Linked DNA regions of Mus musculus: region 1 is linked to region 2. Evidence: chromatin loops called from intact Hi-C (ENCODE). Cell type or tissue: left cerebral cortex. All regions are shown on one strand. Each heading gives the region's core, and the rest is flanking DNA. Links, peaks and the distances in the headings are about the cores only.

What was found. Hi-C counts contacts between places; a loop is a spot of excess contacts. Peaks named below come from ENCODE experiments on the same cell type or tissue, not always from the same donor. Only the 100,000 strongest peaks of a DNase experiment are listed, where the experiment ranks them.
Region 1: a loop joins it to region 2, with 1.9 times the contacts of the local background. A loop is called at or near these places in 1 of 42 quality-filtered maps.

What each region holds. Positions count from the first base shown.
Region 1 is chr7:118,881,601-118,888,948 of GRCm38, reverse strand. The region is part of intron 4 of Iqck (IQ motif containing K); the gene reads right to left. Among named protein-coding and RNA genes, the nearest start is that of Knop1, 29 kb to the right of the region's middle. In left cerebral cortex, for the core only: no CTCF peak of the experiment used is centred there; a DNase peak (open chromatin) is centred at 3,810.
Region 2 is chr7:118,974,517-118,978,516 of GRCm38, reverse strand. It overlaps Gprc5b (G protein-coupled receptor, family C, group 5, member B), which reads left to right. Exons shown (of 4, transcript NM_022420.2): 3 at 1,847-2,004; 4 at 3,314-4,000. The coding sequence ends at 3,358. Among named protein-coding and RNA genes, the nearest start is that of Gm39076, 8.6 kb to the left of the region's middle. In left cerebral cortex, for the core only: no CTCF peak of the experiment used is centred there; DNase peaks (open chromatin) are centred at 1,036 and 1,800; H3K4me3 peaks cover 297 bases; H3K27ac peaks cover 2,443 bases.

The DNA.
Region 1 (7,348 bases), core at 2,155-6,154, 92 kb after region 2:
TCTGACAGCAGTTTTAAGAGTTGTCATGGGAACTGTTTTTTCTTTAAAAAATTAAAACCATTAAGAACATTTTAAATTTTGCATATAGAAATTATACATATTTATAGGTTATCTCGTGTCACTTTGGTATCTATCTGTTCATATGTAATGCATAATGTTCAAATTAAGCTAAGCATATCTCTGCTCACATGGCTCATTTCTTTGCAGTAATTACATTGCATAATGGGAAGTATTTCTTTCACCGATGGTCATGATGAATGTCGGCTCTGGAACCAGAGTCCTAGGCTCAGACCCTGGTGCTTCCTCTTAGTTGTCTCATAAACTAGATACCTCTCTGGACCTCAGTATTTTCAGTCACAGAATAGGGGAGACTAAGTCACCCAAATGATGATAGCACAAGTCTAGCGGAGCGCAATAGGTAGTGTTTGCCTTCTATGTAGGAGGCTCAGAGCTTGATCCCCAGCACCTCATAAAACTGAGCATACTTTAATCTCAGAACTATGGAGGTAGAGACAGGAGGTTCAGAAACTCAAGGTCAGCCTTGGCTACATACCTAGTTCCAGGCTACCCTGTGCTACATGAGACCCAGGCTCAAAACACCACCCACCACCACCCAAACAAGATCACGAAGTAAAGCAGTTGCTGGTTTGAATAATATATCCCTCGTATTTCCAGCATTGAATGCTTGGTCCCCAGTTTAAGGAGGCTTAGGGGTGTGGCCTTACGTGAGGAAGTGTCACTGAGGGCAGGTGTTAAAACCTTGATGACTTGGTACCATGTTGAGTTAAATCTTTCTGTTTCCTGCACACAAGTTTGAGATGTGAGCGCTCAGTTTCCAGCTCCAGTTGCCATAAACTCTGGAACCATAAGACTTCAAAATAAACCTTTCCTTCTCTAAGTTGCCTTGGCCTTGTTTTATCACAGTAACAGAAAGGTAACTAATACAGTCAGCCCCTGGCTAAGGAGCTACTGCAGTGACTGTACCCTGGCCCTTGGGCTGACTCAGAGGGTCTCTGATAGAGTAGATGGTCACAAAGCAGCCCCTGCTGTGAGTCATTAGTCACTAAAAAAATCATGTGATTAATTTGTGGAGTGCTATGAATCAGGGTGTGACTATTGAGACCCATCTGCTGCCTTGATTGGTTTGAGCTTGTTGGGAATTTCTCATCTTTGTAGATGAGAAAAGACCATTTCCTCCACCATCCTCTTAGAAAGTCACCTCCTGGAGTGAGTTGCTGAGGTTCAGCCACAGGGGAACTGATTGGCGGGTTGGCTCAGCCAAGGACTGGCTCTGACCTTGTAAGTGCAAATAAGACGTTCCTTCTTCAGACTGCAGTTTCCACCTTAAACTGCTAAGAACACCAGCTACACCACCAGGCTGTTCTCCAGAACCAATGGAATCTCATATACAAACAGTGAGTGAGGAAGGCTGGCCCAGAATAAAGGCAGTACTCATGCTTGAGAGCTGCTGAGAGCGTGAGTGTTCTTGCACACACAAAAGGTAATTACACGCTGTGTTTAAGTGTCTCTGTTCACACCAAATTCTTTGGTTGAAACCCTAGCCCAGATGGCGATGGCATCAAGGGGCGAGTCCTTCAGAAAGTGATTGGATTATTTGAGTAGAGCCTGGGAGGAAAGTGATTGGGTTATTTGATTAGAGCCTGGGAGGGAGGGAGACAGGCACTGAGAGGCTGCTTTTCCTAAAACGCATGGTCTCTTCACTTGGCCCACAGAGTAGCCAGACACAGGATGCGAGCCTGGCATGTCTGCTTTCATCCTGTGTCTCTCTTCTTTACTTTGGCTGAAGGCACAGAGGTAAATTACTGTCCCTGATCTCTCTCCAGCCACCTCATACAGCAATTATCCGATGACAGTGAAGCCACATTGAGAAGCATAAGTAATCGAGGCCTGGGGTTAAGACGGATCCTTATGTAGAAATACAGTGGAGTCAAAGACCAATCAGAGTCCACTTTCAACAGGCCTGCTTGATAATAAATGTCTCTTGTCCTCTGCCCCAGTTCTTTCTCTACTTAAACTTAAATGTTCACATCAGTATCCCCAAAGCAAACATAAGTTCCTGTACCTCTTTTAACCGCTCCTCTTCCCAGGGTGGGCATGTTGAATAAATCTCCCGTCTCTGCTTTTTACAATCACTTGTCCCTTTAACTGGGACAAGTAGATGTCCCTTTGTGGGAAGGGGTTGTGAGAGCCCAGGCTTTTGGTCCTAGAAACTCCAGTTTGGGATTAACAGCCTCATAAAAAGAGGCCCCTTGTTAGGACAGCCTAGGAAACAGACTAATGGCACCTTCAGAAGAGCATGTAGTGCTTGCCTGTAAACCTAGCACAGGGAGAGTAGGGGTAAGAGTATAGGAGTTCAAGGCCGTCCCCACCTACACAGTGAATTGGAAACCAACCTGAGCCGCATAAAACCATGTCTTGAAAAAAGAAAAGTTGCGTATGTCAGGGAAGGGAGTTGTACTATCCATGAACTGGGAAGTGGGCCGTCCCTGAAGCAGGATAAAAAGGGAGAAGATGGATATGTTAGCACACCCCTTTAATCCCAGCACTTAGGAGGCAGGGGCAAGCAGATCTCATGGTCTACACAGTGAGTTCCAAAATATCCAGGGCTACATAGTAAAACTGTCTCACCAAAAGGAGGGGGAAGAGTTGGAGGGGGAAGAGCTAGAGGAGCCAACACAGGAATGGGAAGAAATCTAAAGGCCTTCACCCCTGCTAGCTGAGAATAAAATACTCTTACAAATAATGTTATGGACCTGTGGCCATATCAAAATAATACTTGGTAAACTACTTGAAGAGGGAAAGATGTATTTGTCTCACTCAAGTAAAGATTTCAGCCCATGAGCTGCAGCAAAGGAAATCATGGCAGAAGCTGGCACAAACAGGCTGTTTGCCTCATGACAGTTGGGAGCAAAGCGAGTGTGAGGAAGATCACACCCAATGACCTAACTTCCTTCCATTTGTAATACCAACGCTCGCTAGCAGGCGCATGCACTCAGACACCCTACCCATCTCTACCATTTAACTTCATCAAGAAATAGTTGATCCAAGCCCCTGCAGGTCCAGTTAGGAAATTACCGCTTACCAGGCCTTGGAGAAGTTTCAGTCATTATTAGGTAAAGCGCACGAAGACCTGAGCTGGGATCCCTAGAACCCATGTAAGGCTGGGGGCAGAAGGCGCTGTATCTGAAGCTCCAGCCCCCCACACACACAGGAGGATCCCCGAAAGCTTGCCAGCCAGGTACCCTGGCTTATAGAGCGGTGGACAAGAGACCCTGTCTCCAAACGTCAGAAAGTAAGGACTGATGCCTAATGATGTCTGCTGACCTCCACGAATGTACTATGGCACACCCGTGCTGGTGCTTATAAACACACAGGTTCCTCATACACGTATACACACAGAGATTTTTAAAAAGAAGGAGTTGTCTCTGGCGTGTAACAGCTACAGCAGATTAACAAAAGACTTCCAGCCCCTCTACAAGGTGCTTAAGTCACTTAACTACAATCTCCAAAACAGGGCCTGACAGCATTCATCCACTTATTTAGCCATCCGCCCACCCAATAAACATTTAGCTACTTTGGAGCCACACTATGAAGCAAGACAGAAAACAAGGAAATCATAATGCATAAATAAGCATAAGTCACCATTTTAAGTGCGAACTACAAGTCAGCAATTGTTCCTGAGCCATATCAAGATAAAATGTCAAGGTCCCAGGAAGCCATGAATGATGCCACTGTCGCAGAGTCATTTGGATGCAAGTTTGGTGGCTGGTGACAGACAGAAAAGCCCCAGTTGTGCGAGCTTGTTTGGTGGCTGCTTGCTGCTCAGTTGAAGCGTCCATGCCCAGTGACAGCATGAGGGGAACAGCTGGGTGGAAAAAGGCAAATCAGAATAGCAGGCATTCCACTTGAAGATGACAAATGTGGAGGCAGAAAGAATAGTATTTTTAAACCTTCAAAAATAGTCCAACCAAAGATCACATAACCAGGGCAGGGAGAAATGGAGAGAATTGTATTTAACTGAGAAATCCTAAGGCAGGAAAATGAACATCAATTTGTCTGTATTGGATATATGTGACAGTCACACACCTGAGCATCCTGGGAGAAGGACAAGAAGCTAACATTCCTTGGTACCCAAGAGAACTACTAAGTAATAAAAGGTATTCTGCTATCTCTTTAATAGCTGAGGAAATTGAAGCTCAGGGTTTTTTTTTAATTTACTTTTATTAATGTGTGTGTGTGTACCATGTGTATGCAGATGCCCAAAGAGGACAGAAGAAAGCATTGGATCCCCTGGAGCTGGAGTTAAAGGTAGTTGTGAGCTACCTGACATTGGTGCTGAGATCTGAACTCATGTCCCTCTGCAAGAACAAGTGCTCTTAACTGCTGTCCCAGCCCTCCATCCTCAAATTCAAACTAAGACCATACAGCAAACAGATGGTCAAATGGGATTCTGGGCTTGCCTTCAACACTGATCCATTCTTGCAGATGAGCACTCTTAAGAACCATCATTTGCTGGGTAGTGGTGGCACACGCCTTTAATTCCAGCACTCGGGAGGCAGAGGCAGGCAAATCTCTGAGGTTGAAGCCAGCCCAGTTGACAGAGTGAGTTCCAGGACAGTCAGGGCTACGTAGATAAACCCTGTCTCACAACAATTCTCAATTGTCCCCCGTCCCCCAGCCTCCTAGTCTGGATGCTGGTGCTGACATCTGATGTTTAGACAGTTTTCATTTACTCAGCTATAGCTTATCTGCTGGGTGTTAAAGATGAAATACAAGTCGGCACAGGTCTGCCTTGTTAATCTCTAACACACAGAGAAATACCTTGGATTCTTTGAAAATGGTTCGTCATTGCCTGGGGCTGGAAACTGGTTTTTGTCCCTTTGTTTCAAAGTTATTTATGAAACATTTGATCAGCAGCCTTCAATGTGAAAACTTAATTACAGCTCTTTTCCATGGCTTCACACCTTCTGAAGGGTATAAAGTAGAGCAGCAGCAGAGAGAGCAAGGGGACACACTGTGAACACAGCTGCCCTTCGTTCCAAAAGGAATTCCAGCCTCTGCTCCACTCTTGCTGTTCCTCTCCAGTTAATCTTGTGAAAAACATCAAAGACACAGGACCGAGATAAGAACAACTTTTCCATCACTCTCCATGCACCGCCAGGGTTCACTGGTGTCTGTGGCTTTTAGGATAGCGCCAGGTCCTGGGAGGTTACTCTGTATCCATGGTACCAGGGCCCCATGATCACTTGACTTCGTTCACATGCAGATAACCTTGTATGTGTGCACCTGCCTGTGCAGCTGTGTGGTATATGCCAGGCTTGTACCTGCCTGTGCAGCTGTGTGGTATATGCCAGGCATTGAACTCAGGCACTTAGACTTGCACAGTAAGCACTCTTATTCCCTGAGCCATGTCACCAGTCGCCCCACCCCCCACCCCCCAGCTGCTGATGTGCTGTATAAGTTTGCAGTCCAAGACTCCACTGTGGTCATTTCATTGTTTTATCATATCCCATCCTGTGCTCAATTTGATAAATGGCTACAGCACTCCAAATCTACTCCAACCAGCAGCAAGGTAAGAGAAACACAGGACCAGGAAGATGGCTCCGTGGGTAAAATGCTTGCTGCATACGAATGAGGACCTAAGATCAGCTCCCCAGGACACATATGGCTGGGCACAGTGGTACAGGTGTGAAACCCTTATCACTGGGGGCTCAGTGGCCAGCCAGTCTAGCTCAGGGAGAGAGGGAGAGAGAGCGAAAGGGGGTGGTAGCAGGGACGATTCCGGAGAGGTGACACGGAGGTCATCTGATGGCTCATCCTGCAGTAAGAGTACAAGGAAGAACAGCATCCTGGGAGAGCGCTCCGTGCTCCAGCCTCATCCTCCCTCCCCTCAGCTGCACCTGGCATCTAACACCACAGAGAGAGGGAAGGGCAGATCCTACAGGCAACACAGAACCAGTGAGCAGAAAGTAAGAATTGGAAGCAGCTTAGCCTTCATAACCTAAGGCCAGTAGCCATCTGTTTCCCAGTGTTTTCTGGGTGAGGGGACGTGCTAGCATTTCCAGAGCTATGCTGAGCATAGCAGCCTTCATTCTGTCTACCAGGAGAGACAGGAGCCCTCGCTTGGGCTCACCTAAGGTGTCCTCTGTCACTGAATAGCTAGGTGAAACCAGGTAAAAATGAACCCCCCCGCCCCCCCCCCCCCCGAGTTCTCAGACCTTCCTCCAAGAGGGGTGGGAAGAAAGGGGCTTAGTTTAGAAAGATCTTCTCAGGGTGGAATTAGCTGAGGAATGCCAAGCACTTGGGGCAGTACTGCTGGGCTGCCAACAGTGAGTCAAGGCGAGAACAGTGCCTCTAACTGCCTGGTTATTTCTCCTTCTCCTTCAATTTTATCTCTTTGAGGTGCATGAGTGTTTGCATGTGTGTGTGTGTGTGTGTGTGTGTGTGTGTGTGTATGTGTGTGTGTGTGTGTGTATGTGTATGTGTGTGTGTATGTGTGTGTGTATGTGTGTGTATGTGTGTGTGTGTGTGTGTGTGTGTGTGCAAGTAGCTTGACAGCTTCATGTGTCACTCCTGCCCAGGTGGCTTCCCTCTTGTTTTTGAGGCAGGGTCTCTCCGAGGACATGACTTCATGCCTGGATTTTACATAGGTGTTGGGGATCCAACACTGGTCCTCATGCTTACTCAGCAAATATTTTCTTGGCTGTGGTATCTCAGCAGTCCCTCTACTTCCAAAGGCTACTACAGCAATAGGTAAAACAAAGGGGAGAGTCTCCCCTGTGATGATACAGGAATTTGATGTCACATTGATTTACAGTCTACCTCAGCAGAGCTGCATGCTAATGAAAACCACTGGCCTGACTGGGTGTAGAGTAGCAAGGTAGGGGAGAGCATAGAAGTGCCTCAGTATGAAAGCACAAGGCCCATGTGGCAAGACTCACTGTTCCCTACAAGGCAACGCAGAGATGATCCACTGCACCTTATGTGGGTGGAAGAGATGACACTCCTGCCCCCCCCCATGCCCCAGGACCACAGAAGATGGCTGACTTAGGAGGTTTGGCTTTACTGAGCAGCCATGCAAGCTGAGAGCCAAGAGCAGAACAGCTCAGGATCCAGCAGGTGCTTGATGAAGACAGAGAACCTTCTGGAGATCAGTGAGGTATTGCTGTGTCTTAGCTAGGGCTTTACTGCTGGGAACAGACACCATAACCAAGGCAACTCTTATAAAGGGCAACATATAATTGGGGCTGACTTACAGGATCAGAGGTTCAGTCTATTATCATCAAGGTGGGAGCATGACAGCACTCAGGCAGGCATGGCACAGGAG
Region 2 (4,000 bases), core at 1-4,000:
GAGCAGCCTGTCTCTGCCAGGCTTCCAGTGTGGACTCTGCTAGCTGTGTGACCTTGGCCTTAGTACTTAACCTTTAGCTCTCGGAAAAAAAGAAAAAGCATCTGTGATGCTATGAAAACTAACCCTCTATATGCGATTTACTCAAGACCTAGCTCTAAGGTCATTCTGACTCTTCCCTCGTAGTGGGCTGCACAGTGCCCAAGACGTCTCCCTGTATTCCCTCAGAGACATCTCCCTGTATTCCCTCAGAGACGTCTCCCTGTATTCCCTCAGAGAAGACTTTTAGCTAAAAGCCTTTCTTTAGCCCAGCAACATTAGTGCTTCCTCCAGTGAAACTGCAGGTTAACTGTCATCTGACAGTGAAGATCGCCATTCGCCTGATGAGATGCTGAGGGTGGAGCCTAAAGCCTCAGGGATGCTAGGCTAAAGCTCTGCCAGGGAGCCAAAGACCAGATTTTAATTTGACTGCATCATTTTGGTGGGTTTTGACAAAAGCAGTGTGACCTGTATCCACCTTGAAGTATCACACAGAACAGTTTCATCATCCTGAAATGCTCCCCTTGCCCCAGGCAGCACCCAACCACCACTAACAGCCTTCACCTTCTGGATTCTAGTTTGGCGTGATGCGAGAAGCCCTCATAGGCTGGCTCCTGTCACTCAGAAACACGTACTTGAATTTTCTACGTTGTTTCAAGTTGGTTTTTCTTTATTTAAAAAGAAACTTAATCTCTTAAAAGTACAGAAACCGAGGCCTGGGGAGACAGCTCAGTTGGTAAAGTGCTTGTTGTTCAAGCATGAGGACCGGCGTTTTATCCCCAGAACCAGTGTGATGCTCACTTGTGAGTCTGGAGCTGGGAGGCAGAGACTGGTGGGTCCCTGAGATTCCCTGTCCAGCCAGCCTAGGCAGTGAGGCACCGTCTAGAACCAAGGGAGGGGCTGCAGAGCTGTTAAGAGGATTGATGTTCTTCTGAGGATCTGAGTTCGTTCCCAGTATCCACATCGGGCAGCTTGGCAGCTCCAACACCCTTTTTTGGCTTCTGCATCTGCGCGTGCGCACACACACTCTCAGAGAGACAGAGACAATAGACACACACAGACAGACATGCGGGCGGATAGGTGTGCACACACACACACCATGACACAGAGTACACTAAATAGCTCCATGTGGACCCCAACATTTGGCATGCAGCAACAGGAGGACCAGGAATCTAACTAGGGCCAGTGTGGCCGACCTTAGATGGTGTCTTTAAAAGGACAGTAACTCAGAACACCTGTGCCTACGTTCAGAGGTAGAGTGTTCACCCATTTGGCCATCATTGCTTCGGACCTTCTATTACTCTTTTGGGAATAACCCAAACAAGAGAGTAATTTTCCAGTGTTGACAGTCACTGTCCTGTACATGCAGTCGCCAGCTCTGCAGCATCCAGAAATAGTGGTGGCTTTTGACTGATATGGTAAATACAGACCTGTACTGTTCTACAGTGAGGTAAAGACTCTTATCCAAAGAGTCCTGACAGCCCAGAGGTGACTGTCACCCAGCCTGGCTGTAGCTGTTTGGGGAGAGCAGGACTTCAGAAAGTTCCCAACCCTTCTGAAGCTGGATCAGTCTCCTAGAGAACTGAGAACAAAGCCCCTTTGTGACTTTTGTTTTGAATCAGGCTTGTGACAAAGGGGAGGAGCCACTGTGGTGGGTGGATAGAGGTACCCAGAGGGGAGGAGCTGGTTGCTTCAGAAAAACAAAATTCTCTTCCTTCCTCTCTCCCTCCCCCTTATCCCTCTGTTCCCCTCCCCCATCCTCTCCCCCACACTCTCACTGGTGTTGTCATCCCGGGAACTCCGTCCTCAGCTCTCCGATCAGCAGTGGGCTTTTCCAATGGAAGCTTGGAGCAAAGATCTAGCAGCCTGGGAAAGAAGCCCAGCAGCTTGGGAAACCGGCCCAGTGCACCGTTCAGAAGCAATGTGTATCAGCCGACCGAGATGGCCGTCGTGCTCAATGGAGGGACTGTAAGTATCAAAATCTGATGTCTGGGCAGGAGGCCTGAGCGCGTCCGTCCCGTGTGGGGCAGCTTCAGCTGGGTACACCTGGAGGCTGCTTCTCTGGGCTGCTCACTGCAGCTCCATGCATGCACGCCTTCCATTTTTTGTCTGTCCCCCTTGTCATAAGGAAAACTCACCCATACTCAGAAAGCCATCTATAGATGCCTACCTACTGCTCGAGGCTCTTCACCTGATGAATTTTCCTCCATAAGCACAGCTCCCCCAACCCTGTCCCAGAAAGGTGACTCTAAGGAAAAGATTTCTGTGAGGGTGCTCTCAGCCTTGCTAACATCCATCAGGAGGCTCAAGCCCCCTGGTCCCTACTCCATCCAGAACCTACCCCCACCACCACCACCAAGCTGGGTACCAGGTCCCCCTTCCCTAAGGGAAGTTGAAGTTGAGTCCCTCACACACCAAAGCAGCTGTACTTATCTGTCGCCAAACAGGCCTGCAGCAGAAAGTGTTACCTTTGGCTTTTTGCCTCCGTTGGAATGACTTTGCTTCATTCCAGCAAAATCCAAAGAGGCTCTCATTCCTACATCCACCTTCCAGACATAGCTCTGTGCTTCTCAGAAACAATGCATGAGCCGGTTCACATGTACACATTTGATTTTCATTCTTTATTTTGTGCCAATTCCATAAATCAATCTGGCTTTTTTTTTTTTTTTAATAGACCATCAGGGATGGTCTTTGATCCCTGGAGGAAAGGAAGGGAATTTTGGTTTTTCTGCCCTGTGAAGGAAGGCCCTGCTAGGCTCTGATTCACTTTGCTTTGATCAAGCTATAAGACAAATAGAAACAAACAAGCTATAAGACAAATAGAAACACAGATTTGTGTTCTTAAATCTTCCTATCACCTCCTGGGCTGTTTCTTTGTCCTGGGGCCAAGAAAAGCCTGACTTGACTTGTGACCACTGATCTCCAGAGGGGTCAGCCCATGTGCCGTAATCAACACAGCCTGTCCGTCATTCCTAAGTCCTCCTGGTTCCTTCAAGGCCAGTGTAGGGAAGAGGACAGAGGCCTGACCAAGTGATGCTCTAGGGACTCAGGGTGAAGCTCAGTGTTAGGACACATGCCTAGCCTGCCCAAGGGGTCCCCCTCTCTTCAAAGTACTGAGTTTCTGAGCGAGTTGGATGTCCCGTCAGGTGGGGGACATGACCCTCCAGTACATTTCTGGGAGGACACAGCCCCCCACAGGCAGGAATAGGGAGATTGACGCATCAGTTCCTAACGATGACTTTGCAGAGTTCTCAGTCCTGTCCTTATGTAATTCCAGATCCCAACTGCTCCGCCATCTCACACGGGAAGACACCATTGGTGAAAGACCTTAAGTTCCAGAGAATAAGAATATTTCTTACCGATTTTATTCCCTGGCTGTGTCTTTCTTGAGGGCGAAATCACTAACCATGGCAGAGACAGGCCACCCGGAAGCCAGGAGATCTGAGAAGTCCCACCAAGGGGATTTCGTGTAAATGTGACATATGGATGAACTGGAAAGCTAACAGTGACCGCCCTCCCCTCCCCTGCCACACATGCAAACACGGAATCGTCCTGCAAACTAAATCAGAGCTAACTGCCAATAGTCTTAGACTCACTCAGAAGCGTGGCTGGGAAACTGAGTCATTCAGCAGGGGGCAGGACAGAGAAGAAGTCACAGCTGCTGTACCAGACTATCTTGGCTTATTATGTGAGGGGTTGGAGCCAGCCTGTCACCCCCACCCTCCTCACCAAATGCTGGTCCCCAGAGCCATCTTTTGGAGAGAACTGTGCCCTTGAGGTTAACTCATGGATCATTCTCCCTGGCTTTTGCTTGCCTGGTGGCCCATGCAGTTCAGGAGACTTTAAGAGGTTGTGGCTATGATTCTCAAGGCCCAGCTGGATGGTCAGGGAGCTGTGTAGCCAGTAGGAATGGAGGAACCATAGAACGTGCCAAAGAAGAGAAGGTACTCTGGACTTTGAAGTG